Regions from separate parts of the Homo sapiens genome. Here regions 1 and 2 are each linked to region 3. The links are chromatin loops, found by intact Hi-C in ENCODE. Cell type or tissue: Caco-2. All regions are shown on one strand. Links, peaks and the distances in the headings refer to the core of each region. The heading gives the core; the rest is flanking DNA.

Region 1 (10,813 bases), core at 1,907-9,906, 390 kb after region 3:
TAGCCTGAGGTAGGCCCTGGGCATTGAGATATATATATATAATCTCTCCAGGGGATTCTGAAGCACAGCAATACGAAAATCCAGTCCAGACTACTGAGATAAGCATTGGCCTTTTCTTCTAAACACTAATGACTCTAGAAGATAATATGTGAAGAACCTACTACCGCAGTGTAAATAAACTCACTAGATGGCTAGCAATAAATGATCCAGAACAATATGAGACTGCTGGGCAAGAGAAGGCATGATTGATTTAAGATAATGTACACGAAACTTGGTAGCAGACATGAAATCCCTTTGTAAACATAAAAGATTATTACTCCTCAGTAGGTCACCATTTTACAAGGCAGATCATTTCATTTTAAGAGCTTCCAAATACTGAGCCAACACATGGTTTTTTTGGTAACTTTCTTCCAATGTGTCTAGGTCCATAGTTTTCAGCGCATGCCTTCTCCCGAAGTCTTCAGGGTGAGACTCCACAATGCCTTAGGTCTAGGACCATAGCCCTCTGAAGTTCCTGAGCAAGTCTGGACCAAGGCTGATCAAGATCACTAGGCTTAGCACCAGAAGTATTTGAGAGTCTGGAATTAATCTTGCGGCCATTACCGCGGGCTTCAGTGGGTTATAAGCCCAGGGCAACTGCATATCTGTTACACTGCAGTGTTCCCTTTAATTCCACCTGCTGCCAGCCCTGAGTCTAATCCATTCAACTGACTTCTGTCTGGGGTTCCTGTTCTCCACTAGAGCTCTCACGGGAACCCTAGCCTGTTTGGTTGAGCTCTGATACTCTGGCCAGCCATTGCCACCTGCACACTTCAGGGCTGGTTTCCATTCCCTATACATCCAGTCAGTGGCTGGGTGACATTTCTTTACTATTGACATGCCCAAGCTGCTATATGGACTCCTGCCTTAGATCATTGATTCTCAGATGGGATGGTTCTGCCCCAGTAGAATGTTTCAGAAACTCTTGATGATATATTTGGTTGTCATAACAGTAACATCTGCCTCCTTCTACAGCATCACCCCATGTTTACTGGCATTTAGAGTGTGGGGGCCAGAGAAAATAGACATCCCACAATGAATGCACTGTGTAATCCACCCAAGGATTAGTTGTACTGTGTTCTCGAACACTCACACAGATGGAAAACCTCTCTGTTAGTATCTGAGCCTAGAAGCTAACTGTTTCACACATAATCTCAAAGTACTTTTTGCAGCAAGTTTTAATATGCAACTAATTTTCCAGGACAGTCTCTAGCCTGTAAATCATGGGGAGGAAACTTTACCAAAAATTGTTCACCACCCTGAAAATCACTTCACCAACACTATAATGACATTCTTGCTACTTGAGTGACAAGTACAAAGCTCCTGTAACGGTCTGCATTTGCAGTTTCCATTCTTCATGTAGCTACAAGCATCTGACTACTTTATTATGTCTTTTAGTGTAACCAAGCTCAAGCCCTTAGGTATTAACTACATATTATGTTACTTTTAATTATTTTACACTTTTAAACCTTTATATAAAAATTAGGGCATTATATTAATTTATTTTCTATATGAAATTAAGTATGTAGAGATATTGTATTACCTACAAGTTATATTATCTGTGAGAGTAAGAAGGGCACTACAAAATGTCTGTTGGGAAGAGGGGATATTAGGTCTGATAGGTTTAAGCTCAGTATTAGTATTTATTGAGAATAAAGTGAATATTCTCAATAAACCCTGTAGATACCAGCCATACCCTTTCATGGCTTCGCCCTTACAGCTGCATCAGTTCCTGCACTTCAGCTCCCAACAAGGCATCCTCCAGGCCAAGGATGTCTCAGGATGCCTTGCAGTCAAATCTATCCATTGGCAGATGCCATCCTACAATTCAAAAATAAAACCTAAAAATTATTTGTGTAATTCATTTGAATTAAAAGCATGACTCTTAGCAATAATAGCATAAAGAGATTGGCTATTACTTTTAAAACCTATATTTCAATAATGCTTTCACATATATTGATTTCATTTGATATTCACAACAACACGATGAGATGACAGAGAAGACTGTGCATTTCTTTTTTTTAAATTATACTTTAAGTTCTGGGATACATGTGCAGAACGTGCAGGTTTGTTACATAGGTACACACGTGCCATGGTGGTTTGCTGCACCCATCAACCCATCATTTTCATTAGGTACTTCTGCTAATGCTATCCCTCCCCTAGCCCCCAACCCCCGACAGGCCCCAGTGTGTAATGTTCCCTTCCCTGTATCCATGTGTTCTCATAGTTCAGCTCCCACTTATGAGTGAGAACTTGTGGTGTTTGGTTTTCTGTTCCTGTGTTAGTTTGCTGCGAATGATGGTTTCCAGCTTCATCCATGTCCCTGCAAAGGACATGAACTCATCCTTTTTCATGGCTGCATAGTATTCCATGGTATATATAATGCCACATTTTCTTTATCCAGTCTATCATTGATGGGCATTTGGGTTGGTTCCAAGTCTTTGCTATTGTGAACAGTGCTGCAGTAAACATACATGTGCATGTGTCTTTACAGTAGAATGATTTATAAGCCTTTGGGTATATTCCCAGTAATGGGATTGCTGGGTCAAATGGTATTTCTGGTTCTAGATCCTTGAGGAATTGCCACATTGTCCTCCACAATGGTTGAACTAATTGACACTCCCACCAACAGTGTAAAAGTGCTCCTATTTCTCTACATCCTCTCCAGTATCTGTTGTTTCCTGACTTTTTAATGATCACCATTGCAACTGGCATGAGATGGTATCTCATTATGGTTTTGATTTGCATTTCTCTAATGACCAGTGATGATGAGCTTTTTTTCATGTATTTGTTGGCCACATAAATGTCTTCTTTTGAGAAGTGTCTGTTCATATCCTTCACCCACTTTTTGATGGGGTTGTTTTTTTCTTGTAAATTTCTTTAAGTTCCTTGTAGATTCTGGATATTAGCCCTTTGTCAGATGGATAGATTGCTTCCACCATTCTGTAGGTTGCCTGTTCACTCTGATGATATTTTCTTTTGCTGTGCAGAAGCTCTTTAGTTTAATTAGATCCCATTTATCAATTATGGCTTTTGTTGCCATTGCTTTTGGTGTTTTAGTCATGAAGTCTTTGCGAATGCCTATGTCCTGAATGGTATTGCCTAGGTTTTCTTCTAGAGTTTTTATGGTTTTATGTGTTACATTTAAGTCTTTAATCCATCTTGAGCTAATTTTTGTATAAGGTGTAAGGAAGGGGTCCAGTTTCAGTTTTCTGCATATGGCTAACCAGTTTTCCCAACACCATTTATTAAATAGGGATTCCTTTCCTCATTGCTTGTTTTGTCAGGTTTATCAAAGATCAGATGGTTGTAGATGTGCGGTGTTATTTCTGAGGCCTCTGTTCTGTTCCATCAGCCTATAAATCTGTTTTGGTATCAGTACCATGCTGTTTTGGTTACTGTAGTCTTGTAGTATAGTTTGAAGCCAGAAAGCGTGATGCCTTCAGCTTTGTTCCTTTTGCTTAGGATTGTTTGGCTATAGGAGCTCTGTTTTGGTTCCATGTGAAATTTAAAGTAGTTTTTTTATAATTCTGTGAGTAAAGTCAATGGTAGCTTGATAGGGATAGCACTGAATCTATAAATTACTTTGGGCAGTATGGCCATTTTCACAATATTGATTCTTCCTATCCATGAGCATGGAATGTTTTTCCATTTGTTTGTATCCTCTCTTATTTCCTTGAGCAGTGGTTTGTAGTTCTCCTTGAAGAGGTCCTTCACATCCCTTGTAAGTTGTATTCCTAGGTATTTTATTCTTTTTGTAGCAATTGTAAATGGGAGTTCACTCATGATTTGGCTTCCTTTTTGTCTATTATTTGTATATAGGAATGCTTGTGATTTTGCACATTGATTTTGCATCTTGAGACTTTGCTGAAGTTGCTTATCAGCTTAAGGAGATTTGAGGCCGAGATGATGGGGTTTTCTAAATATACAATCATGTCATCTGCAAACAGAGGCAATTTGACTTCTTCTCTTCCTATATGAATACCCTTTCCTTCTCTTGCCTGATTGCCCTGGCCAGAACTTCCAATACTATGTTGAATAGGAGTGGTGAGAGAGGGCATCCTTGTCTCATGCCGGTTTTCAAAGGGAATGCTTCCAGCTTTTGCCCATTCAGTGTGATATTGGCTTTGGGTTTTTCATAAATAGCTTTTATTACTTTGAGATACGTTCCATCAATACCTTTAACATCACACTGTCAACATTAGACAGATCAATGAGACAGAAAATGTACAAGGATATTCAGGATTTGAACTCTGTTCAGGACCAAGCAGACCTTATAGACATCTACAGAACTCTCCACCCCAAATCAACAGAATATACATTCTTCTCAGCACCATTTTGCACTTATTCTAAAATTGACCTCATAATTGGAAGTAAAACATTCCTCAGCAAATGCAAAAGAACGGAATTCATAACAAACAGTCTCTCAGACCACAATGCAACAATCAAATTAGAACTCAGGATTAAGAAACTCACTCAAAACCACACAACTACATGGAAACTGAACAACCTGCTCCTGAATGACTACTGGATAAATAACAAAATTAAAGTAGAAATAAATAAGTTATTTGAAACCAATGAGAACAAAGACACAACATACCAGAATCTCTGGGACACAGCTAAAGCAGTGTTTAGAGGGAAATTTATAGCACTAAATGCCCACAGGAGAAAGCAGGGAAGATCTAAAATCGACACCCTAACATCACAATTAAAAGAACTACAAAAGCAAGGGCAAACAAATTCAAAAGCTAGCAGAAGACAAGAAATAACTAACATCAGAGTAGAACTGAAGGAGATAGAGATACACACAAAAAAAAAAAACCTTCAAAAAATCAATGAATCCAGCAGCTGGCTTTTTGAAAAGATTAACAAAATAGATAGATGGCTAGCCAGACTAATAAAGAAGAAAAGAGAGAAGAATTGAATAGACACAATAAAAAATGATAAAGGGGATATCACCACTGATCCCACAGAAATGCAAACTACCATCAGAGAATACTATTAACACCTCTACACAAATAAACTAGAAAATCTAGAAGAAATGGATAAATTCCTGGACACATACACCCTCCCAATACTAAACCAGGAAGAAGTCAAATCCCTGAATAGAACAATAACAAGTTCTGAAATTGAGGCAATAATTAATAGCCTACCAACCAAAAAAAGCCTGACCAGACAGATTCACAGCCAGATTCTACTAGAGGTACAAAGAGGAGCTGGTACCGTTCCTTCTGAAACTATTCCGAAGAATAGAGTAAGAGGGACTCCTCCTTAACTCATTTTATGAGGTCAGCATCATCCTGATACCAAAACCTAGCAGAGACAAAACAAAAAAAGAGAATTTTAGGCCAATATCCCTGATGAACGTTGATGTGAAAATACTCAATAAAATGCTGGCAAACCGAATCCAGCAGCACATCAAAAAGCTTCTCCACCACAGTCAAGTCGGCTTCATCCCTGGGATGCAATCCGTCACATAAACAGAATCAATGACAAAAACCACATCTCAATAGATATAGAAAAGGCCTTCGATAAAATTCAACACCACTTCATGCTAAAAACTCTCAATTGTGTATTTCTGTATCTGTTTTAAAAAAGAATCTTGAGGCTCTGAGATTCTGATCAGCTCAGTCACAGAGCTAGCAAGAGAGCTGGGATTAGAGTCTACACCTTCAGAAGCCAAAAGCTGTGATATTTTCACCTACATAACACTGCCTCTAAAGTGAGACAAGTAACAACAGGAAGAAAAGAACAACAGAAAGAACAAAATTAAAAGGATCAATATGAAATGCTGAAACATGTAAATACTAACAGGGTAATGGTAATTTCTGAAAGCCTAAAGAGGAAAATTCCACACCACAATCCAAGAGATCTGATTAAGCAGGCTATTTTGTCATGTGAACATACTCTTCTATGGCAACCCACCACAGCTCACATCTTTGCACCCATTGTATAGAATGCCTGTGGGCACACACAAATGGCTCGCAAAGACGACACTTAAAAATAGCTGTGCTGCCCTCTACTGTTGAAAAAAGAGCAAGCATGAAAACGGCAATCAGATTTGCTACTTGTGTGTCTTAAGCTGATAAGTGAACAGCAGCAGAGTGCTACAAACACCATTTCATTATTATCAGTCAGTGGTTCAGTAGTAACTTTAGCATTGAAATAAATATTTTGACATTAATGAGATCAAACAGTTTATTTGGCTTAATAAAGACAATATCATAATTGTTTATTGTTGGTGCTATCCTTGTTAGTTGGATTGTCTGCTTAAGACTAGCTGAATAGACATGAATATTCAGTACTTAAAGCTTGTTTTCAGATTCTTGTAATGTCAGGGCTAAATAAAACTTAAAGGTCACATAGAGGTAAATGGATGTTTTACATATGACAACTCTGATCCATAGGCAGCAGCTGCCTGGAGAAATGTGTAAATAAGGATTTTGAGACTCTGTTCAAGCTCAGTGACAAAGAAGATTACAATTGATTAGTAATGTCTTCCAAGTAAGAGAAAGTGAGATAATGCTATACGTGCAACATCCATCTGTCCATGGGCTAAATTAGACTGCCATCCCTAGGCTCGTCTGATCACTTTACAGATAAGGAAATCAAGGCCCACTGAGACGAAATTGCTTGTTAAAGATCTCATTGCTGGCCAGGCGCGGTGGCTCACGCCTGTAATCCCAGCACTTTGGGAGGCCGAGGCGGGTGGATCATGAGGTCAGGAGATCGAGACCATCCTGGCTAACAAGGTGAAACCCCGTCTCTACTAAAAATACAAAAAATTAGCCGGGCGCGGTGGCGGGCGCCTGTAGTCCCAGCTACTGGGGAGGCTGAGGCAGGAGAATGGCGTGAACCCGGGAAGCGGAGCTTGCAGTGAGCCGAGATTGCGCCACTGCAGTCCGCAGTCCGGCCTGGGCGACAGAGCGAGACTCCATCCCAAAAAGAAAAAAAAAAAAAAAAAAAGATCTCATTGCTGCTGGAAATTAGCCTGGGTCAATCCTATTACTGGGTATATACCCAGAGGGATATAAAGCACTCTACCATATAGACACATGCACACAAATGTTCACTGTGGCACTGTTCACAATAGCAAAGACATGAAATCAATCTAAATGCCCATCAGTGACAGATTGGATAAAGAAATTGTGGTACATATACACCATGGAATACTATACAGCCATAAAAAATGAAATCTTGTCTTTTGCAGGAACATGGATGGAGCTGGAGGCTATTATCCTCAGCAAATGAATGCAGGAACAAAAAACCAAATACTGCATATTCTCACTTATAAGTGGGAGCTAAATGATAAGAACTTATGAACACAAAGAAGGAAACATCAGACACTGGGGTCTAGTTGAGTGGGAAAGGTGGGAGGAGGGAGAGGAGCAGAAAAGATAATTATTGGGTACTGGGTTTAATTCCTGGGTGATGAAATAATCTGTATAATAAACCCCCATAACATGACTTTACCTATGTAACAAACCTTCACATGTACCCCGAACCTAAGATGAAAGTTTTAAAAAAAATACCTGTAATGTGAAAACCCTTTACTAGTGGGATTAATATTGTTTGGGCAATTATCATCACTGTACAAGTGGCTGTTAATAGCATTTTCCACTTGCTCTGTGCTGGGCACTGTACTATATTCTTTACCAACTATTATCTTATTTAATTATCAAAGGCTCTTTGGCGTTGGATATTATTACCCTTGTTTTTTTGTTTTGTCTTGTTTTTTTCCTAAAAAAAAGAAAGAAATTAAGCTGGATCAAGAATTCAAGCATCCTGTATTCTGGAACATTCTTCTTGCCATTAGATATAAGTTTCTTAGCTAGGCCTCCAGGAATGGAGGACAAGACATTTCAGCCCAAACTTTATAAAGTAACAAGTGATGTTCATTCTCAATACAGCTTTAAGATAATTCTTTACTGTCACCAAGGCACATATTTTCTTCTTTACATAGACCAAAAGCCTTTGCGAAAGATAGGGCACAGGCAAAGCCTTTTCATCTTACAATTGATCTTTTTGATGATTTGTTCATAAAGAAATAGAATTTCCCATTGTGGAGTCATTTCCATGGTTACCTATTGATTTCCTATAGGAAGCATGCTGTTTACACGGCCATCAGGTCTTTATTGTGGAGGGTAAATCACCCTCTGAGTTTTCACTTTATCTGCAACCTGAGGCATGTAAAAATGAGCTCTGCAAAATTACCAGAACAAGATAAATAAATGATTCATGTGAATTGGTTTTGCATGAATAAGTGATTAATCCTCTCTTTCAACTTTGCTATGAGAGAATGCAGAATTAATGTAATTCTATGCAAACAGAATCCACTTTTCTGAATTCTGACCTAATTGTTGGTATTTGTGAGGCAAAATACATGTAAAATTTCCTGTAGTTTTTAAAAAACTAATGATACTGCTACTGAAAATCAGGAACCAAACTTCTCTTTATAAACCTTAACTGCAGATGCACACGGATGAGATTGTGATTTACCCTAAAAGTTCCTTCAAAGCATCTTGTAATTTGGCATTCCAAAGGTATATGACCTTAGTGTTCCAAAATAGGACTTAGAATTGCTCACCAAATAGCCTAGTCTTTAAACCAGAGTCCATGTGGCAGCCTTAGCAGCCTGAATTAATTAGGCTCTTGGAAGAAACACACCTAGGACTCTGGAGTTTTCACATAATGAGAAATCAGTAGACCATTCAATAAATCAGTAGAACACTCAACCCAAGAAAACATCCACAAAAATAAAATCCCTTTAATTGGGGACATAAAATAACAATTCTATTCTATGAAGATGTGTCTCAGCGTTACGCTAGAAGTTTAGGTCTCTTTCTCCAAGAGTATTTCACCTGTAGTCAGGAACTTTAAACATAAACCCAGACCAACCAAGTGATTCTATAAAAGTCACAAAATAAGAATACTAGGAAGAGGAGATAATCTTGGACTGGAAGATAAGCAGAGAAGGCTTCTTGGTTTGTGCAAAATTGTGGCTTTTGCCATTACTTTCAATGGCAAAATAAATTTTGGCAAAACTTTTTGTTAGGAGACTTGCAGAAGCAGTGAGATTTGAATAGATACAAATAGAAAATTATAGTAGCTAACCAGTTAGCGAGCATTTACCATAGGACAGACGCTCTGCCAAACCCTTTATACTCTATCTTATCTTCATAACTATCCAATGAGGTGAGTAAGTTATTATTCTCTTTTTTATAGGTTAGATCGATGAGATTAGGCCAGGCGTGGTGGCTCATGCCTGTAATCCCAGCATTTTGGGAGGCCGAGATGAGCGGATCTCCTGAGGTTGGGAATTCGAGACCAGCCTGACCAACATGGAGAAACCCCGTCTCTACTAAAAATACAAAATTAGCCTGGCATGGTGGCGCATGCCTGTAATCCCAGCTACTTGGGAGGATGAGGCAGGAGAATTGCTTGAACCCGTGAGGCAAGGATTACGATGAGCTGAGATCACACCATTGTACTCCAGCCTGCGCAACAAGAGCAAAACTTTGTCACAAAAAAAAAAAAAAAAAAAAAAAAAAAAAGGCTGAGGTGTTAAACAACTAGTGTGACAGGGCTAGTTCCAATGATTCCAATACATACTGTCTCCTAAGTCTACAATCATAACTAAACCATTTCAGTCAGAGGGAAATAGGGAATATAGTGGCAAGGAAGCAAATCACATAGCAAGAGGGTGACAGAGGTTAAATCACTACATCAACAGAGAGTGGTGTAGTAAAGGGAGGAAGGGCTGGGAAAACTGCATGAGGGTGGATTACAGAGAGCTCTGAATGCCATTCTTGGTAGGATAAAATGTGAGAACTGAACCCCAACTGAGAAGGTGCCAATTAATTCAGGTGGCACTGACCTGTGAGGCTGAGGAGGTCTTAATCACCAGAACACTAAATGCTCATTATCCAACCTTTTAATTAGCAAAGAAACTACCCTGTCTGGAAAAGTTTTCAGCAAAGAACTAAGATTTGATCATGCTGTTAAAGAAAAAAAAAGAAAAGAAAAAAACAATCCTCTGATCTCTCCCAGGCAACAAATCTTGTATTTCAGATGTATGTTTTCATATCTTCCAGGTCCCAATTGGAGAGAAAATGAGGAAAAGGAGGAACAGATGGGACTAAAAGCAGAAGGCACCTGATGAAAGAGAAAAAGCAAGGCTGGGGGAAGGGTGTTTAGAGAAGGACTGGGAGAACAAAAGCAAAGAATCTGAAATGTAAGGTTATCTCCTCTGCTGAACTACACACACAAAGTTGTTCTATTTACTGCTTTGCAATATTGAGTGACTCTATCAAGTACTGGTGGCGATCGGTGCCTAGGAATAATCACATGGATCTCTCAATAGAAAGCTCACTTTACAGAATCAGGTCACTAATAAGGGCCTGGGGCATGTATATCACCATGTAGGTGTGAAAATGCAGGACAGGGTCAGGCTATGCCAACATCTTTGTACATGTGAAAAATGAAACCCAAGAAGGTCAACAGAAAGGGCATTGGCCTGGGAATCAGAAAGGTAGTCCTTTCCCTGAAAGAGGATAAATGTATTTTCCCAAGGTGACAAGGTAAGTAGTAGAGTGCCTACATTTTGTTTCTTGCCTCTTAGGAGAGCATGCTTTCTTCCGTTCCCATGAACTTCAGAATGAGCCACATCTTTACTCAAAGCCTCCTCTGCTATTTATATGTGTGACCTTAGGTAAGTTATTATCCTCTTTACCATACAGAAAAATAAAACAAGTTCTTTGCTTTCAAACAGCTA
Region 2 (10,813 bases), core at 1,000-8,999, 670 kb after region 3:
GAAGTTGCTTATCAGCTTAAGGAGATTTTGGGCTGAGACAATGGGGTTTTCTAGATATACAATCATGTCATCTGCAAACAGGGACAATTGGACTTCCTCTTTTCCTAATTGAATACCCTTTATTTCCTTCTCCTGCCTAATTGCCCTGGCCAGAACTTCCAACACTATGTTGAATAGGAGTGGTGAGAGAGGGCATCCCTGTCTTGTGCCAGTTTTCAAAGGGAATGCTTCCAGTTTTTGCCCATTCAGTATGATATTGGCTGTGGGTTTGTCATAGATAGCTCTTATTATTTTGAGATACGTCCCATCAATACCTAATTTATTGAGAGTTTTTAGCATGAAGGGTTGTTGAATTTTGTCAAAGGCCTTTTCTGCATCTGTTGAGATAATCATGTGGTTTTTGTCTTTGGTTCTGTTTATATGCTGGATTACATTTATTGATTTGTGCATATTGAACCAGCCTTGCATCCCAGGGATGAAGCCCACTTGATCATGGTGGATAAGCTTTTTGATGTGCTGCTGGATTCAGTTTGCCAGTATTTTATTGAGGATTTCTGCATCAATGTTCATCAAGGATATTGGTCTAAAATTCTCTTTTTTGGTTGTGTCTCTGCCCGGCTTTGGTATCAGAATGATGCTGGCCTCATAAAATGAGTTAGGGAGGTTTCCCTCTTTTTCTATTGATTGGAGTAGTTTCAGAAGGAATGGTACCAGTTCCTCCCTGTACCTCTGGTAGAATTCGGCTGTGAATCCATCTGGTCCTGGACTCTATTTGGTTGGTAAAGTATTGATTATTACCGCAATTTCAGCTCCTGTTATTGGTCTATTCAGAGATTCAACTTCTTCCTGGTTTAGTCTTGGGAGAGTGTATGTGTCGAGGAATTTATCCATTTCTTCTAGATTTTCTAGTTTATTTGCATAGAGGTGTTTGTAGTATTCTCTGATGGTAGTTTGTATTTCTGTGGGATCGGTGGTGGGCGAAGGACATGAACAGACACTTCTCAAAAGAAGACATTTATGCAGCCAAAAAACACATGAAAAAATGCTCACCATAACTGGCCATCAGAGAAATGCAAATCAAAACCACAATGAGATATCATCTCACACCAGTTAGAATGGCAATCATTAAAAAGTCAGGAAACAACAGGTGCTGGAGAGGATGTGGAGAAATAGGAACACTTTTACACTGTTGGTGGGACTGTAAACTAGTTCAACCATTGTGGAAGTCAGTGTGGCGATTCCTCAGGGATCTAGAACTAGAAATACCATTTGACCCAGCCATCCCATTACTGGGTATATACCCAAAGGACTATAAATCATGCTGCTATAAAGACACATGCACACGTATGTTTATTGTGGCACTATTCACAATAGCAAAGACTTGGAACCAACCCAAATGTCCAACAATGATAGACTGGATTAAGAAAATGTGGTACATATACAACATGGAATACTATGCAGCCATAAAAAATGATGAGTTCATGTTCTTTGTAGGGACATGGATGAAATTGGAAATCATCATTCTCAGTAAACTATGTCAAGAACAAAAAACCAAACACCGCATATTCTCACTCACAGGTGGGAACTGAACAATGGGAACACATGGACACAGGAGGGGGAACATCACACTCTGGGGACTGTTGTGGGGTTGGGGGAGAGGGGAGGGATAGCATTGGGAGATATACCTAATGCTAGATGACGAGGCGGGGAGGGATAGCATTGGGAGATATACCTAATGCTAGATGACAAGTTAGTGGGTGCAGCGCACCAGCATGTCACATGTATACATATGTAACTAACCTGCACATTGTGCACATGTAGCCTAAAACTTAAAGTATAATAAAAAAAGAAAAAATAATAATAAAACCCCGCAATTTGCTTTTACATAGTAAAATAAAATGTTTTTCTTTTTTTTTTTTTTTTTTCAGATCAATGTTTAATGATAGGTTTACACAGTTGTGTGATAGCTTCTGTTGGCACAGGAAACACTACTACATACTCAGAAACATACTTCTATTACTTCCCATGATCACAATAGCAACCAGGTTTAATATTACTTCCCCTGTTTACATACACAGAAACTCAGATTAAAAAAAAAATCTATCCAGTGCTAAGTAGCCAATAAATGGCAAAGACTGAACTTGAACCCGTATCTAATTAACTTTAAATCATGTGCATTTTCTACTCAACCACTCTCCACTTAGCTACTTAATGCATTCTTCTAGTTAATTTTAGCATCACAGGACAGAAAAAAAATACCTTTAAAAAAGACATTTAGAGTGAATGTGTGTGTGTGTGCGTGTGTGTATATATACATATATATATGCTTTCACTTAAGTTGCAAATCATAGCATGCTCCGGTAGTATAAGGAAACTGTTCATAGGTCTAAAATATGGTCTTAAACATATTTTTAAGTGTTAATTTTTAAAGTAACTTTTTAACCATACAGAAAGGGAAGTGAACATACCTCTGGAAACACCACCCAGATCAGTGATGATCCTTGCCTCATACTGCTGTACAGCAAAAATAATCACTGCCATAGATGTGTTTTGGCTGTCTTTTGATCTTTATACACACAGAATCATTTTTTTATTATACTTTAAGTTTTAGGGTACATGTGCACAATGTGCAGGTTAGTTACATATGTATACATGTGCCATGTTGCTGTGCTGCACCCATTAACTCGTCATTTAACATGTTAATGCTATCCCTCCCCACTCCCCCCATCCCAAAGAATGAAAGAATTACAGGATTGTATCTCAGAAATGTTTGCGCTTCATAATTCACTATTAGCAACACAAACTTACCAAAGGCCTATAATAGCATTCCAATTTTTTAAACCTTAAATTCAGAAATACAATTTTAATCCAGAGCTAGTCATGAATCATAATTAAAGCGTGTTTAGCAGATACATGCAAATATCAAACAATCTTAACCAAAGTGCCATATTCCAAATTACTTGGTATTTGCAGAAGATAAGGCAGCACTACAGGACAGAGGAGAGTTAACAAAGACCAGAAGCGGGGGAAAGAAAGAATGAATGGGTGAGTTGTTATCCTGATAATCAAAAATTCACATTTCCCAAAACCCAACAGTCCAAAGGCAAGACAGGCCAATTCCTTAAGTGGAATAATATTGGAAGCCATGAAGCTCACAATGGCACTTCCATTCAACTACTAATGCACAAAATTCTACCAGAAATGCATCCCTCTGAGGATCTGGCCCTATTAAATTCTCATCCTTCTCTGGACAGACTAGAAAATGTAGGGTATACAATACAAGCTGCTCTTAGCTACCTGCACTCTGTGTAAGGACAGTCTACAAGAGGGAACTTTTTGAAGGTGAAGAGCTGATGATGAAGTAATGATACCATGTATTAAGTGACTTATGTCCTAAGCTTTTTACAGCTACCATCTCATTTAGTCCCCACAGAAGTACTACAAATAAGGTATTTTTAATCACATTTTATGTATAAGAAAGCCAAGGCCCAGAAGAGGTAGGTCATTTACCCACGGTTCAGGAGGAACAAACGAAGAAACTGGGGTCAGAGCCGGACTATCAGGGAAACTAAATTGATGATACACTGATGCTGAGTCAATGACCTTGGGCTCCTTATAAAGGAGCCTCAGTATTGAAATAATTAAGCACTGAAGTAAGCACTGAAGTAATACTGACTATAGGTGATAAAGTGGTCCCAGGTCTCCATCTGCAAGAAAACAAACAGGGAGATCAAGAGAGGGAAAGTCTCTTCCTTCTTCTCTCTTCCTTTCCCTTCCCTTATTTTCACTTCTCTTCTCTCTTTGCTCTCTCTCTCTTTCTCTCTCTCTCTCTCTCACACACATACACGCACACACACACCACCCACTTAAATTCAAAGGATACAGGTAAATAGAAAGCTTAAATCATTTAATAAGCAATGAATTTATAATTACAACTCCTAATTCTTAAGGATTCTGCCATAACAAGGGTATATATTTACAGAGACAAAAGGAATTGAGTGTAAGGGGAACTTCAATTTATGGGAAGAAGAAGGTCGTCAAAAAATAGCATTAAACTTTGCCTCAGATTTCAACAAAGGATACCAGCATGTGGGGTGCTCCCTAAGTATAACTGGTATTAAAAATTAATCAGGTCTGGAATGGGATATTTCCTGGCTTTGCCAAGCAAAAAAGTTAGGTAATTTAATATTGATATTAACAAAGATGAAGGGAATGGTTATTTGGTTTTCACTTTGTTAGGAACTTCCCTAAAGGGCTTGGTATTCTTAAATAGCATTTCACCCAGGAGAAGAGTTTTAGAGACCACAAAGTGAAACCAAATCATGTAAAACGGAAACTGGTCAATTAGCTCTGACTGCAGTATGCTATTTGTGAAGGCAACAAAGAGAAAACACTTAAGTCTGAATACTTACATGTCTCACAAACGTTTGTTAATGGTAGTATTAGAAATAACTGAAACGCAAAGGATAAAAACTAAGTCCTAGAATACATCAAACTCAAAGTCACTGAAAGTGCTATAGTCAGTCTGATCGATTGTGCTAATACCCACCACCAATCACATTTCATCAGGATCTCAACAGTGATTTTCTTTATGAGGAAAAGTTTTTAACTCCTGAAAAACTAGAAATAACCAAAGTCCTAAAATACAAGAAAAGGAGCAAGGTATAATAAAAAGGCATTTGACCAAATTTCAGACTTGTTTCTCCTTGGTGTTCTTGGGCCAACCACTCCATGTCTTATGCACCATATATTTTTACCTACCAAATAAGGAGGTCAAGCCAGATAAACTCTGGAGTCTAACATTCTCTGATTTCATGAGGTATCCTTGACTGAATGTTTAAAAATCTACTCTATTCAAATGTTTTATACTATCTATAGATAGATAGATAGATAGATAGATAGATAGATAGATAGATAGATAGATAGATACAGAGAGGATCTCAACATTGCCCAGGCTGGAATGCAGTGGCGTGATGGCATCTCACTGCAGTCTTGAAATCCCAGGCTCAAGTGATTCTCCCGCCTCAGTCTCCCAAGTAGCTGGGACTCCAGGAGCATGCCAGCATGCCCAGCTAATTAATTTTATTTTGTAGAGACAGGGGTCTCACTCTGTTGCCCAGGCTACTCTCAAACTCCTAGCCTCAAGCTATCCTCCTACCTTGGTCTCCCAAAGTGCTGGGATTACAAGAATGAGCCAACCTGGTCTATGCCATCAATTTAAACATTAATTAAAAACTAAAATCATAGCTTGTGCTCAGAAGTGTCCCTAAAAAGGAGTTCCTCGGAATTCTGCTTCTCTTAGAGCACGCAAATGAAGACTATTCCTACATAGCCTCTGGTTGATGTAAGATAAGCCAAGAAAAAATATTTTTTCTTAAGAACAAAGTGCTGGGAATCTCTGTCATAATTAAATTCTTCTTTATCTCACTACATGACTGCCCTCTCTTGGTAGATACTGAGATAACAGAAGCTGATTTCCTGACCCGGACTGGAATTTGGCTTCAGGTTTCAAGAAAATATTCTTGATTCTTGCCAGTAGGGAAATCTACTTAATAAGGCAAGTGTAAATGTAATCTGTAATATTTAAAAGATAGCGATTTGTTGTTTTCAAGGTTGGTTTCCTGAGAGATGAACAATACTGTGCAGGAAACATTAGGAAAAGCTCGGGATCAACCCTTTCTCTGGCGGACTGGAGGAAAACGCAGAGGCTGGGCTGTAATGTGGTTCCAACAAGGGCTTTAATCGACCCGACAGAGAATTCTGAAACTGGCTGGACCTTCGGAATTGTTCTGAGTTGGGACAAGAAGACTAGGCCTTCACATCCTCACATCAACCAGCCGTTGGATACAGGCTGTCCATGGCCCTGGACAAGGAGCTATGACCCTGAGCAAGGTGACTCTTCCTCTAAGAACAGTTTCTGACGGGGGCTGACACAAGGAAACTATCAGGTAGCAGCAGACCTGGAAGCGGGAGGAGCAGACCTTTCAGACCTGAGGGAGAACCTGGGTGTGGCATCACAGTGTCTGCTACATAATTATTCTATACTGCCGTTAATAACTGTTTCTTAAAAAACACAGTGGCAAAAAGTGTAACTAATCTTGCAATGATTACAAAAATCAAAGGTAATAAATATACGAAATGATGCAGCCACGGTGGAAAGCAATTTGGCAGTTTCTTTAAAAATTAAATTTACCATATGGGCCAAGTACTGTGGCTCATACTTGTAATCCCAGCACTGTGGGAGCCCAAAGTAGGAGGATCACTTGAGGCCAGGAGTTTGAGACCAACCTGGGCAATATAGCCAGACAGCATCTCTACAGAAAAGTTTAAAAATTAGCGAGGCATCGTGTTACGCACCTGTAGTCCTGGCTACACAGGAGGCCAAGGCAGGAGGAATTCGAGGCTACTGTGAGCTATGATCATGCCACTGCAACTCCAGCCTGGGTGACAGAGTGAGGCTCTGTCTCCAAAATATATACATATATATAAATATATATACACACATATATATATACATATATATATACACACACATATATATATATATAGAATTTACCATATGGTCCAGTAATTCCACTCCTAGATGGAAGAGAAGTAAAAACATGTTTGTCCACACAAACACATACACAGGAATGTTCATAATAGCATTTTTCATAATGGGCAAAAAATGGAAACATTCCAAGTTCTATCAATTTGTGAATGGACAAACAAAATGTGTTATGCCTATAGAATGAAATAGTATTTGGCAATAAAAAGGAACAAAGTACTGATACATGCTACAACATGAATGAACTTCAAAATATGCTTTAAAACCCTAAAGCAACAGACTACATATTATATGATTCCATTTATATGAAATGTCTAGAAAAATATCTATAGAAACAGAAAGTAGATCAACGACTGCCTGAGGCTGAAGGCGGAAACAGAGGATGACTGAAAATGTCATGAGCAATCTTTGGAGATCATAGAAATGTTCCAACATTGAATTGTGATGGCACCACTCTGTGAATGTACTAAAAATCTTTTAACTATATACTTAAAATGAGTAAATTTTACATTAAGTAAATTATACTCAATAAAGCAGAAAGAAGGAAGGGAGGGAGGATACGGGAGGGAGGATACGGGAGGGAGGATACGGGAGGGAGGATACGGGAGGGAGGATACGGGAGGGGAGGATACGGGAGGGGAGGATACGGGAGGGGAGGGCATGGGAGGGGAGGGCATGGGAGGGGAGGGCATGGCAAGGGAGGGCATGGGAAGGCAGGGCAGGTCATGATGTTCCTGGTGGCCGACTCTGATCAGTGTTGTTTCTTTTTTTTAATCTAAACATAGGATATGGGGTTAAAATAATAGCCTAGTCTGCATCTGTCAGAATACGTCATATCAGCAGGTCCCTGGACCTCAATGTTTAGCATCTAAATTCACTTTGGGGAAAACTCAATATAAACAGGGCCCATAAACAGTATGATAGTTACCTCCCTAAAGCAGCTGGTAGGAGACTGCCCAGTCATACTAAAAACAAACAAACAAACAAACCACTCTAAGATATACACTTTCAATGTATGTCTAAAATCTCCATCTTCATCAGTCTGACAAAACTATTCTTCCTCCCTTCTACACATATACCTAGGCTTAATAATAATACCATGTTTGACCAACTTCCCTTTTCAAGATTGCCCTTGATGTTCACTTTTACCCAATTTCACCAAGAAACTAAATTTGTAGGGGGCAAAGGGAGAAGTGAGGATGGGGAGGGAAAAGACCTAGGTATCTAAGCTCTACTGAAAGCATACTATATTCGGCACTGTACTTGTTATATATTATGTCACTTAGTCTAACTACAATTCTGTGGAGGGACATTATTCTTATTTAATGAATAAGAAAGCAGAGGCTAAGAGGATTAAGCCATTCATCTGAAATCAGCCAGGATGGTAATAAGATAAACATAGGTAAGACTATATAAACAAGATAATACAAAAATATCAGACTACTTTGCAATTGTCTTTTTGGAGTTAGGCAGCCAGACTCTGCCCCTATGAATAGGGATAGGTTTTCCCCTGAAAAAACTGAATATCCCACTGTAAAACATCCTGGGAAGAAGTTTTTCCTGCAGCTGAAAATGAATCTCTGGAAATAAAAAGCTTCTCTCTGGTCACCCTGCTTAGGAGACGAAAATTCATAAAAATCTAGACTGACAGAAAAAACTAGACCAGGTAATAGGAAGCTGGTCTGGAATCACAGGTTGAATTCTGCAGAAGCAGCTGTCAAGACAGTGTTTAGGGTCAAAATATTTATTACGGAATAACACCAATGAAAGGAGGGTCAAGGAAGCAGAACTGGACAAAGGAAAAAGTCCAAATGTCAAACAGGCCTGATGAAGCCCTGATCACACCAGAGGGCATCTCCAGAGCAAGCATTACCCATCAGAAGTGTTCTGTGATGCATCTCCGTGTCTCCCAAACCTAGGAACAGACCCTAGGGTTGGTCTGGGTTTTTGAGCAGTTGAAAATTAGCCTCCAGACTGTACATTCTTTTCTTTATAGTCTGCCCTTGGTTGCGCTATGAGAAATTAGAAAAAGACCTGATCGTGGTAGAATAATAGAAGCAAGAAATGAAGTAGTTAGAACGACTTCAGCTCTAAACACAGTTTTAGTTTGTTGAAATAATATGTATTGTCTCATATACAATATGAGATGTTCACAGGCAGAGAAATTGCAGAGTTGGCATGATTGGGGCACCACTTCCCTCTGTGATATGGGTTCTCTCCTCTGTGTTGGCTTCATCCTTAGGATGGCAGTAAAATGGACTACTTCCAGATATAACATTCAACAGGGCAATGTCAAGAGGCAGAAGAGGGATGGTCTCTTCTGGTGCATTCTTCATAAGACCAAGAAAACCTTTCCCAGAACTCCCCACCTCCATCCCAGCAGACCTTCCCTCACATCTTATTTGTCAGAACAAGACACATGTCACTCCTAAACCAATCACTGGTGATCCCTTTGGAATAGTCAACACCAGCTTAGTCTATTCAGGACCTATCTGCTGTAACTGGGGATGAGGCCAACTTCTCCCAAAGTACTTAGCTCTGGGGAGAAGAGATGGATGTTTGGACAAAATCAGAATTCTCTCGGGAAGAAGACAAAAGCAAAAAGTTAGTTGAGTAGGTAACCTACAATGTTCTCTACATAAGGACACTATTGCTGAAGTCAGTAAATGTCACTTAGCCAAGCAACTATGGTACAAGCGTCAGAACTAGCAGAAGCACGAGCTTTAGAACAGTAGCAGAAAATAATCATATTGGCCTGTTTCTGCTCACATACTAGAATCCTAAGAAAACCTGGATCATTAAAAAATATTTTTTTAACTCCTAGAAGGCTAATTTCCCAAATCAGTTTCATTTCTCTGTAGTTCTGGTTAACCTATCCATAAGAAATAAAATACTCAAGCCCTGATCTGTGTGGTTCCAAGTTCATGAGTTCAAGCACAAGACATTAATTTTTCTCAGATTCCATCTTCCCTGGGGAAATTTATTGTCCAGAAATCCACCCCCATGGCCCAGCATCATTCTCTGATAAGAGATTTGAAGGGATATTTTACAGGGGACAACAGGCATGATTAACTGCTGTGGGAATGGACAGATAATAATATTTATTGCATTTCCTAAAACTGAGGCTATAAGGCAGCACATTATGAATATGCATGTTGATTTAAATGAAGAAATAGCCTAAAAAGACATAATATGTTTAACTGATTTCTCAAAATGCTTTGTTATATTCAAAATATAACTATCTTTTACTATGACAAAGTACAAGTTTTGAGCGTAATTAAAAATCAGCAGAATATTCCAATACTCTGTTGTAGAAGTAGCCTTGTTTCCATTAAAAGAAGAAATTATTTCTTTGAAAATCATTTGTACCACCAGCTCCACCACTCATTGGATGGTGGTCTTAAGTTCTTGGGGTCTCCTCATTCCTTCCTTTATAAAATGCACATGATTTATCAGTTCCTTCTCAACCCCACAATTTATTATTGCAAGATATAATTGATTCCAGGAATCAGTCATATTGTGCCATATCATAAATTTTCTATGGTTCTTGGGAACAACAAGCTACGGTATTTCTTTTTGTTTTCCTGTTTTCCAAATATGGCTTCATAGGCTTTATGCCTGTAATGTATGTCTTTCTTTAGTGGCTTTTTATTTTCTAGGTAAATTCCCATACTGTGCATTTTATTATTAGTCATTTAAACCATAATTTTGTAAAATACAGCAATGTTTAAAAACCTTGACAAAATAAGTATATAGATCTGGACACAATAATCTCCCACTGTCTTAAATAAGTTCACACTTTCAGCCTTCAGGATGTTCTGAGGGAAGATGGGGATGGTGGAAAGGAAAGAAAGATGAGGTAAAATATCAAACACATCATTTTAGATCTGGAAGACTTTGGAGATAATCTAATCCAGTGGTTCCCAAACCTTGTTAGGCAGTCTATTATACGCGGAACCTGCTTAATAAACTATCCTCCTCACTCCCAATCCCCCAATCCCTAAACAAACTGAACGTCTGTATTTTTATCAAGTTCATCAGGTATTCTGAAGCACAGGCAGGTCTAGGAACCATTGATATAGTCTAATCACATTATTTAACAAAGGAGAAAAATAAAATTCAAATAAAGAATGAAGACAAAATGAAAATACCCAGGTCTCCTTTCCCAAAAGCCTGGTGTTCTTTCCATTACCTTATCAACATAAATTATAATTACATATAAATAATATGTCTAACATTAAATTAAAAACCACTTACAACTATTTG
Region 3 (10,813 bases), core at 976-8,975:
TATAACAGCTCATCAAGTATTCTCTCATTCAGAGTAAATGTCTCCAGTTCCATCACCTTTCCTCATAAGTGTCTGAGTCTCCTCGACACCATGGTCCCTTGTCTCCAAGTTGTTCCAGTTGGTCTACATACCTCTCAAACTATGGTGTCCAGGCTAGCTGTTACTCTACTCGTACCTGAGGGATGCCAAGCGCAAAGGGCCTTCCTCTCCTGTCTCCCCAGGTCAGAGGACACAAACCAGCCAGCGACATGCCAAATCACACACAGGGCTTTTGTTAAGTCTACCCAATGTTTTAAAATACAGTTGACCCTTGAATAATGTGGGGGTTAGGGGCTTTGAGCCCTGTGCAGTTGAAATTCGCTTATTACTTTTGACTCTCTCAAAACTTAACTACAAATAGCCAGTGTTGACCAGAGGCCTTTCCAATAACATAAACAGTCAGTTAACACTTATTTTGTATGTTTTATGTATTACATACTGTATTCTTACAATAAAGTTAGCTATAGAAAAGAAAATGTGATTAAGAAATCATAAGGAAGAGAAAATACATTTACACTACTGTACTGTATTTGTTAATCCCAGGAGTTTATATCATCTGTTTACAAGATGAATTGTCTGTCTGAAATGGTGGACAGCCACAGCTGCAAACCTCAATCTATTGTACATTTCAAGCAATTAAACATTTTCTCATAATGTCATGACTTTTCTCTGCCTCTTGCATCTGTTTCCAGTATCACTAGTGGCCTTTTGTGTGAATCCCATTGTGTTATTCAAGGCTTATGGTTTGCACTAAACACGATGAAAGATATGGGATAACCAAGGGAGATCATTTTTTACTGCGATATGAAATGTACTGGAGAGAGAGACTGCTCACATTGAGATGATCTGCATCACATGGCTCACCACTATAGCAACAGGAGTGGCTACAAAATTATGACAGTAGTAGAGTGTGTACTACAGTTAACTTTATGCCTTGTAATTTAATACTGCATCTTTGCATCTTTAATATGTTTATATTTCTTTCAACTGAAAATGGCACTACACATGATCTGTGTTTGTGCGAATACGTTTTGATAAATTTTAAGTTTTATAATAGATTTGTGCATATTTTATGGTATTAAATGATAAAACATACTAGTACATACATATATTTTATCCATTCATGACATACCTAACATTTCCCTAACTTTTTCCATATTTCTAGACTATGCAGTTCATCTGGGCGAGGTTTTTCAAATTGTTGCAAATCTCCAAAAACTTTCCCAATGTATTTATTGAAAAAAAATCCACATATAAATGGACGCATGCAGTTGAAACCCATGTTTTTCAAGGGTCAACAGCATAGGAAAAGAACACACTAAAGTCCAGCCTTTCAGTTTTCCTGGAGGAAAGAACATATGGAAATATCTGAAAACTTCAGTTCTGCCTCCTCCCATGACACAAGGAGCCAAAGCTGAGTAGTGGCTACTCCATTTGACCAGGCACAGCTCCCTATTTTGCCATAGTTCTCACCGCTTCCTAGTGTTGTCACCGAGCCTATCTCACTCATTAGCACTTCCTGCCTGGTCCCTAAGGCATTTGCATCTGTAGCCTATTTTACTCATTAGCCCATGACCTATTTCTAGAAACATTTGTTTATATATCTACCTATATATTTTGAAATCATTTAATAGCAGAGAATAGGCCTTAAAGAAATTCTAAATTGGTATGAACTTGTGATAGAGAAAAAGCTCAGGGAAAGATCCAGAACCTGCTTGCCTTGGTAGTTCGGACTGACCTCAGTGACAGGGGCTCTGCACAACGGGGGTTGGGGTGTGTTGGGAATGCTTGGGACTAGAAACAAAAAGGGGGCAGTGTTTGAGGATGGAGCCAAGGGGAAAGAGCCCAGGATGAGAAGACAGAATCCCTGGGTTCTAGTGCTCACTCTTCCACTTAATCTACTTTGTGTTATTTGGTCGACTGCTTAGCCTCTCTGGGCAACAGCCAGCTCTTCTACAATCTGCAGCGAGGTAGCACCCGCCTTGGCCTCCTTGGTTTGTGAATGCCCAGTAAAATCAAGTCATAAGGGCAGAAACACTGTAACATTTATGAAGTACAACGTATAAGTAAGGTATCATTACTCCCGAGCTTTCTAATTTGGCCTAAGGCTGACCTGGTGGAAACAAATCAAAAGCACAAACAAAACAACAGGAAAATCAAACACAAACCCCATAAAAAGAAAGAGCTAAGTTCCTCTAGGACTAAGACACATCCATCTTTTCCACTGTAAACTGCGTGCTGTTAAAAGGCACAGATGGACCCAGCATGAACTGCTAAAGATGGATAAGGATGGCCTCATGTTTACCAAATTTCAGACCAACTAGGCTTTTTGGCTCAAGACACCAGCCTTGTGGACACAGAGAGTCAAAGGTGAGGCGTGGCTTAGTTTGAGATGATCTGGCCACCACTGAGATCAGCAGGGCTCCCATGCGATATTCAGAAAGGGCTCTTCACTTTAACCTCAGTTTTAACTCTCCCTGCTCAAAGTTCTCCAGCCTCCCAACTCCCACATGAACAAATTCTACAACAATTCTCTACCTGCCCCTCCCAGACACTCCAAGGAATTCTGTGTTGTTCAGAACAATGGCTGCATTCACACTTTCTGGAAGCCTGGTGTCAAGGACAGACACATCCACATGAACACTGCTTGCCACATTCCCTGGAGGAAGCCAAGGATGAGCTGTGTCATGTTGCTGCAAAAGAAGAAAAGAAACTTTGGAAAATGGAAGCAGCAGAAAATATTCCTACTGGGGACTATTTGAGCTCAATATCTATCCCAAAGTCATGAATTTCAGTGTGGATAGCAATTTAGAGATTTTTTTTTCCTGGCTGTAATTTTCATTTGATAATTTTCCAACATCTAAATCATTGTTCACGTTAGAATAACTGATGATAGTTAAGCCCGTTCTTTTCCCGTGTATTTGATCTCAGAACTAAGGTTTGAATGGGAGCACCACATTGTAGTTGAAAAGCTGTTCTCGCACTAGTTCTGCAATCTATATTGAAAGAGTTCTTTGCAGAAGAAGGGAAGTTAAAGGAGGGTCGATTTGGACTCTCAGTACAGAAGAATGGCTCACAGCTGTCAAAGCTGACAAAGGATGGACTTTATGCTTCAAAACACCGTGCTCAAGAAGAGCAAGACAAATTTTTGCACTGGGGGATCTAAGAGAAAATCAAACATCAGTAGGGTGATGGACTAGAATCTAGATGACCTTCCAGGTTCCTTCCAACTCTTTTGTGCCAATGTTTTCTGTTTGGGCCAAGAATAACAGTATTGTCCAAGAGCTGGTTTGTACGACTAGAGGCAAGGCATGCACAACCAGCAAGAAGTGCCTGCAGTGTGATTTGTAGAGTGATGCTGAGGTTCTCTGCCCCAAACTAACATTCCCACCACTCGGGCAGAGTAACATTGAAAATTACATTTAAGAAAATGCCAGGTTTGGATTGCATATTTTAACAGAAGTGTGGAGACTGTTACTGTTAAAAAAAAATTTAAGTCTATATTCGGCCAGAGTAAAGAGAAACTGAATCAACTTTCTCTAGCCAAAATAGAAAGCCTTAATAAAAAGGAGAGATGGTAGGGATAAGGATAACGATAATAGTTTAGTAGAGAACCTGTTATATGCGAACACTATACCAGGTGTATTACATAAATTATGTCATTTAAACTTCACTATTACACCCTCCTACCCCCATTTTAAAGATAAATAAACCACATCTCAGATAAGCTAAGCCACATGCCCAAAGAATGGGTGGCAGGTGCGTAATTTCAACAAGTACTCTGTGACTCTTGCCAAGAAGCTTCATTTGTAAGAACAAGAAAGGAGAGGCCAGTTCTGAGATGGTAGCAGAGGAGGTTGGTGGGAACACTAGAAGTGTGGTGCTGGGGAAGAGAAATCTCGTTATCTCAAACAACTTGGAGCAAGCCCAGAGCCCTCCTGGACATCCATGCTTGGGAGAAGTTGGAGTAATCAACCCATACAGTACTCCCATTTGGGGATTTTGTTTTCAGAATTAATCTCTACCTCCTTCTACCCTCCTGACTGGGAATCTACAAGCTGTGGAAGTCTGAAGAGGAAACCAAGTGGCTCCTGCAGAAGTTTAGGGGAGCCTGCCTTAACACAAAGGATCCAATGCAAGTCAGTTTACACTGTGACCACAGCCTCTCTCAAATGGGGGGGCATTAAGAATGTAAAGGAAGGAACAGATTTGAGACCCTGTGGAGGAAGGAGTGGCAGGTCGGCTGTCTGGTAGCAGATTAGACAACAGGGCAGGAAAGAAATCAAAGTCAAAATGGTCTCCAAAGTAGACTTGTCGCTGCTTCTGGGCAGAAGCTGTGCTCCCGGGTCAGTGAGGACAGAACTCCTAGCACAGTGCATGAAGACAGATTTCAAGTGTTTGAGCATGAATAATTGGGAGATATTTGGTAACATGGAATGAAGAGTTATGGCAATTAATTTGATGGAGGCCAAAAGAGAGGGGAAAGATGGTAATTCTGTTTAAGACATGACTGAGGCCAGGCGTGGTGGCTCACGTCTGTAGTCCCAGAACTTCGGGAGGCCAAGGTAGGCAGGTTGCTTGAGACCAGGAGTTCGAGACCAGCCTGGGAAAAATTGCAAAGTCCCCTTTTTACCAAAAAAAAAAAAAAAAAAAATTAGCCAGGTGTGATGGCATATGCCGGTAGTCCCACTACTCAGGCGGCTGAGGTGGGAGGGTCCCTTGAGCCTGAGAGGTTGAGGCTGCAGTGAGCTATGACTACACCACTGCACTCCAGCCTGGGCGACAGAGTGAGAACCTGTCTCAAAAATAAAATAAAATAAAAAATAAATAAATAAAAAATAAAAGCATGACTGAGTTTTTGGTGTATTGATAAATAAAATTCAAATAAGCCCTAACATTTTTATTCTAAAAGAGAACATACGTAAATGCCCTGAAGGGATTCTCTCCCCTCTGACATTCAATGAGTCATTGCCAATTAACTCCCTGGACACTTAAACTCATGCCGCAAATGACTTCAACTTTTTTGATGACCGCACTAGACCATATTATTTCCTTCAGTACATATTTCTATCCAGGATTCATTCAACAAATATTCATGGTGCATGGCCCAAAAGTGTTCAGGATGATCCAGATGTTGAGACTAACCTCAGGAAGCTAAGAACCTAATGGAGTGACGAGTCAGGTCCATGAATGACCAGAAATTATATTCAGAATTTTTAACAAATGTAAGGCATGGGCACTGACCAATCAGAATGGATTTCTCTATAGAACTGCATTAGGGTGTTGGAGGACCCCTGGCATTCCAGGCATTACTCTTTCAGTTGTTGGATCATAGGGAGATTCAATGGGGCTGGGAGTGGGGCCAGGGTTCTGGGTCACTCAGGGTGTTTAGGAAAGAGACTATTTACTAATTGATTCAATTTTACAGTCACTGGTACATCAGAATTAGTATATACTTGTTGATTATCAACCCTATAGGAGATATTACAGAGGCAAGAAATCTATCAGTTAGCTATAACTACCTAACAAACTCCCCTAAAGCACTGTGACTTTAAATAATGGCTATCAATTACTATGTTTCATGGGTGACAAATGAGTCAACTGATCTTGACTGGATCCATTCATGTGTCTTAGCCAACTGGGACCTCTACTCTGAGTGGAGCTTGACTGAGAACACCTTACCTCCACATGTCTCTCTTTCTCCTCTGGGACCAGTGACATAGTCCAGGTACATACTACTCATAGTGGTAGCACAGGTGCAAGAGGGAGCCCAATCACGTAAGTGCTTTTCCAAGTCTCAGCTTGCATTCTGTCTGCTAAATCTCATTGGCCAGAGCAAGTCATATGACCGAATAATTCAGAATCAAGGAGTGGGGCAATATCCTCCACCTTCTGATAGGAGGAGCTGCAGTCTCATGGAAAAGTTAATGGATACAGGAAGGGCTCAGGAATGCAGTCTATCACAGCGCCTCTCTCTCTCTCTCTCTCTCTCTCTCTCTCTCTCACACACACACACACACACATATACATACACACACACACATACACATACTCTTGCTCTCTCTCTCATCTGTTTAGTGTCCATTTCTACTTCTGAAAAGAGCACCTTAACTCTCCCTTAGGGAACAATACCTCCTCTGCTTTTGGTCCAAGGATTGTTGACTCTATCTCCCAGATCCCAAGAGTGGAGTATGGTTCAGCTCTCCACAATCACAGCATTCTATTCATTTTGGCCATGGTCATTAGTTCAGCAATAGGCATGTGACCCAAGTCAAGCTGATGGAATTAAATTCTAGGAGTTTTGTTGGAGTTATTAGGAAAGAAAAGTCTCTTTCTAAGGAAGTTGTTGAGAGGCTAAAACATAAGCCTATAGCTTCTGATAGCTATCGTGTTACAACGAGAGGAAACCTTGAGAATGTATCAGTTCAGAGGAAAACAGTGAGAGATTGAGCACATAAAACTGAATAAATAATGCTGATATCTTTTGATCCCCTGACTCCAACTGTGCCTGAACCATCACTCCTAAGATTTTCAGTTGTATGTGGCAATACCTCTACCCCCGACTTTTGTTTTTAACTAAATCAGTTTGAATTAGATTGGAGAGAGAGAAAACTAACTGTTAAGAAAACTAAATGAGAGAATTATTTTGGCCAGAAGGATTAAGGTAGGTTATTTAGAGAAGTTGTCATTTGAGCTAACCACTGTCTTGTTTAATGTCTCAGCATTTTTTGTTTTGTTCTGTTTTGTTTTTAATGCCTAAGAAACCCTTTCAATTCTTCATTCCCTGGGAAAGATAATTTACATGAAAAAGTACAGCAACAGCTGACACGCTTTGAAAAATGAGTTGTTGGCCACCTCTTTCATTTCTACTTGGCAAGTTTTAGGATGAAAATGAGATCTTTCCAGACAACACCCTAGTTAATTTTCCAGTTGGTCTAACACTGTATTTAAGAAACTTGCCTCCTAAGAGATTAGTTGGGCCCCACTGCGTTAGCGTGGCAATGTAACCCAATTGCTAAGCAGTTAATCTATTCATTATGTATATTTTCATTCTCAATTTTTTTTTTCTGAGAACCAACTGAAGCATGAGGGATAACATGGCTTTCTTAAGCAATTGCTTTCAAGTCCTGATGAAGAAATTTCCAAGCATAGATTTCAGCACAGTCTTTCTCAAAGTGGTCAAAGTCAGCTAGAAGGTTATATCTATAGGTGCCTTCTCTATAAGATACTCCTTCTCCCAAACAGAATTCATATTTCAATCAAGGTGACTCACACTTGGTCTTCTTTACATTTAGATGTCTCTCCATACACTCCATGCCTTTCTGAAATATCCTCTAGGACTGAAAATGTAATGCATTAAATAAAATCTCCAGAGACGTTCATATATCATCCCAACTGTTCCACTCAGATGGGTAATATTGACTATTCCAACTGTTTGTGCTGACGCTAATGTTAGAGACTAAAGAAATATCAAGGAGGAATATCTGTACAAATTTGCAAATGCTCATGGAACAACCACGGTAACAATTCCCACAGAAACATTAATATCCTAAGCTAACAGACGGAAAAAGAAATAAGCATGAACACAGTCCTATGGCCTCTCATTGCCCATTTTGAGACACCAAAGCATAAATTCATGCGTGTGTGTGTGTGTGTGTGTGTTTGTGTATCCAAACCAAGTATAAAATTAAACAATTACCAGGAAACCTCATTATTGTGGAAGGCCAAGCCCGTACTCATCAGCCACAAATTGTAGTCCTCAAGTCTCAATGTCTTGTTGATTACCTTCACATCACCTTCACATGCACTCCCACACCCCAAACACTCTGCTCAATCTTGGCGCTTTATCTGTTCACCAAATTCTTCAGAGCACAGGCAGGCACAGGTGCTTATGTTCTGGGCAGCCCCTTTTCATGTTTGTGATAATGTTGCCAATTTGAGAAATCAGTCATCATTTGGCTAGAGAAACTGTTTTGGAATGTTTCAGCTAAAGTTGGATTCACTTTTCTTGCAATTACGCTCAGAAGATAAAATGACACTGCAAAATGCCACCCGACAAGTCCCCTACCCAGTTTTCCCCACGTTCCTGCTCAGATGCAGGAGGAAGACTGATTACAGCAAGGGAAGGAAGAGCATCCTTCCACACTCCCCATTTCACCTTCCATCCTTGTTTATTTTTTTTTCTTTCTTTTTTTCATTTCCCAGCATCAGGCCATGCTCTGTGCCAGGTGGAAGAGGACGCAGGGGTGAGCAAAACAGACACAGACCTTTCAATTCTGTAATATTCACACTCATGAATGCAAAACTGAAAATGTAGAAAGACGGTTGAAGGAAAAAGGTTCTAGGGAAGTATGTAGCCAAGAAACCTGCCTCAGTGATAGGTCTGGGAAGGCTTCCCTGAGGAAGCCACTATTGAGCTGAGATCTGAAGAAAGAATAGGAGTCAACCAAGAGCATTCAGAATGTAAGTACAAGAGGCACTACTGCCCTTTAGAGGGAGGAAAATTGGCAAATTCAGGACATAAGAGAAACCCAGTGTGGCTGGAAAGCAGAGAGCAAAGAGTGTACTGTGTAGGACCCTGTTGATCAGAGAAAGAATTTTAAGGGGCCTCTGGAGAGAAGAATTGTTGAGTTAAGGTAATGCTAGGCAGGCAGCAGCAAGTTATCCAAAAGTTTTCAACTAGTTGGCCTGATAGGGCCATATGGGATGATATGATATTGAAAGAATTTTGTATCGATTGGTAAATCATTGCTTCAGTAACCCTGGGACTTCTCCTCAGTGCCCCTGCTACCTAACCTTCTGGAATATTCCAGTTATCCTTATGATCTAGCAACTAAAGGTAATAATGGCTAGCACACTGGAAACCCTCTGTGACAACCTTCTAGTACCAGGGTGGTTGGTACCCAGACCTTACCACTTATTAAATGTTATGAATATAAGTCCTGCTGTGCCTGCAACAGTGCCCAAAAAGTCAGAAACACTCAATGGGCATTTGTTGCATGAACTGAATAGAATCACGTCCTAATTCACTAGAGACCCAAAATGAACAGAATCTTCACACAACTTCAGCAGCCTCAGGAAGCCAAGGTCAAAAGGCAGACAGCCTGGGATTGCTATGAAATACAGGAAATTATTTAATGGGAAATGAGGGATGATAAGGCCAAAGCTGAAGTCTCACAGAAGCTGAGTTGCAGTGCTAGTGAGTCCTTGTCTTCTTTTTAAGATGGATGCTTAGTTTTTCTGTTCAATTCTGTTTGATGGGTGACCCCTCCCAAGCTTGAAGGGAACATATTCCCAGCTGGATAAAATCAGCCACTGGAATTCTATACTTTCCATATCCATATTAAATGCACAGATTTCACATTGGACTCTACAATAACATTAACTGTGTAATTTGAATGTATTAATCTTCAAAGAGAAAATAAAGGTAGCACTTTAAAAAAACTGTAAGCTTTAAGAAGCAAAAACAAAAAATGTATATTGATATTTTCTACAACAGGGGTCCCCAGTTCCTGGGCCACGGACCAGTACTGGTCTGTGGCCTGTTAGAAACCAGGCCACATAGCAGGAGGTGAGCACTGAACAAGCAAAGCTTCATCTGTATTTACGGCCACTCCCAATCTCTCACATTACCACCTGAGCTCCACCTCCTGTCAGAACAGCAGCAGCATTAGACATTCATAAGAGTGCAAAGTGTATTGTAAACTGCACGTGCGAGGGGTCTAGGTTGCATGCTTCTTATGAGAATCTAATGCTTGATGATCTGTCACTGTCTCCCATCACCACCAGACGAGTCCATCTAGCTGGAGGAAAACAAGCTCAGGGCTCCCACTGATTCTACATTATGGTGAGTTGTATAATCATTTCATTAAATATTACAATATAACAATAATAAAAATAAAGTGCACAATAAATGTAATGCACTTGAAGCATCCTGAAACCATCCCCCTCCCCAGGTCTGTGGAAAAATTGTCTTTCACGAAACTGGTCCCTGCTGCCGAAATATCTGGGGACTGCGGTTCTACAACATCTATGGAGTTTCTGTTACAAAGTGCAACATGTTTGCTTTAAAGAATTTGGAAGAAGATAAGAAAAAAAAATTGTCTATAATGCCACTAACCAAGAACAGACACAATTATTTTATGTATTGTTAATAGTCTATTTTTTGTATATAATTTGGTACCATTTAAAAAATATTTTTTCTAAATTTAACTAGCTCTTGATTTGAGAGGGTTTTTTCTTTTGTTATTATTGCTGCTCTCTTATTTCTCCACTCAGTGCCTTTTAGGGGTTGAGGGAGAATGACAGACTATTGACATGAACCGCCACTGCAATCAGACTTGGCTACATGGACTATGCTCATCTTTTTGAACACTTCATCCACTAAATGTAGAACAAGGTGATGGGAATATAAAATGGTGCAGCCACTGTAGAAAATAGCTTGTCAGTTGCTCAATAAGTTAAACATAAATTACCTAATGACCCTGTAATTCAACTCCCAAAAGAATTGGAAACAGATATTCGAACAAATACTTGTACACAAATATCATAGCACCATTATTCACAATAGTCAAAAGATGGAAATAACCCAAATGTTGTCCACTAACAACTGAAAGGATAAACACAATGTGGTATATCCATAAAATGGAATAGTATTCAGTTGTAAAAAGGAATGAAGTGCTGATACACGCTACAACATGTATAAACCTTCAAAACGTTATGCTAAGTAAAAGAAGTCAGTCATAAATGTATCATGTAAATGTATGATTCCATT

Evidence for each region. Hi-C counts contacts between places; a loop is a spot of excess contacts. Peaks named below come from ENCODE experiments on the same cell type or tissue, not always from the same donor. Only the 100,000 strongest peaks of a DNase experiment are listed, where the experiment ranks them.
Region 1: it touches region 3 in a loop (17-fold over the local background); 3 of 110 quality-filtered maps call a loop at or near these places.
Region 2: a loop joins it to region 3, with 4 times the contacts of the local background. A loop is called at or near these places in 2 of 110 quality-filtered maps.

What each region holds. Positions count from the first base shown.
Region 1 is chr3:3,992,296-4,003,108 of GRCh38, forward strand. No RefSeq gene overlaps it. Among named protein-coding and RNA genes, the nearest start is that of LRRN1, 200 kb to the left of the region's middle. In Caco-2, for the core only: a CTCF peak has its summit at 6,049 (motif pointing left); a DNase peak (open chromatin) is centred at 6,056.
Region 2 is chr3:4,266,593-4,277,405 of GRCh38, forward strand. It overlaps a transcript of SUMF1 not described here. Among named protein-coding and RNA genes, the nearest start is that of SETMAR, 31 kb to the right of the region's middle. In Caco-2, for the core only: CTCF peaks have their summits at 5,411 (motif pointing left) and 5,611; no DNase peak of the experiment used is centred there.
Region 3 is chr3:3,598,504-3,609,316 of GRCh38, forward strand. No RefSeq gene overlaps it. Among named protein-coding and RNA genes, the nearest start is that of LRRN1, 200 kb to the right of the region's middle. In Caco-2, for the core only: no CTCF peak of the experiment used is centred there; a DNase peak (open chromatin) is centred at 5,908.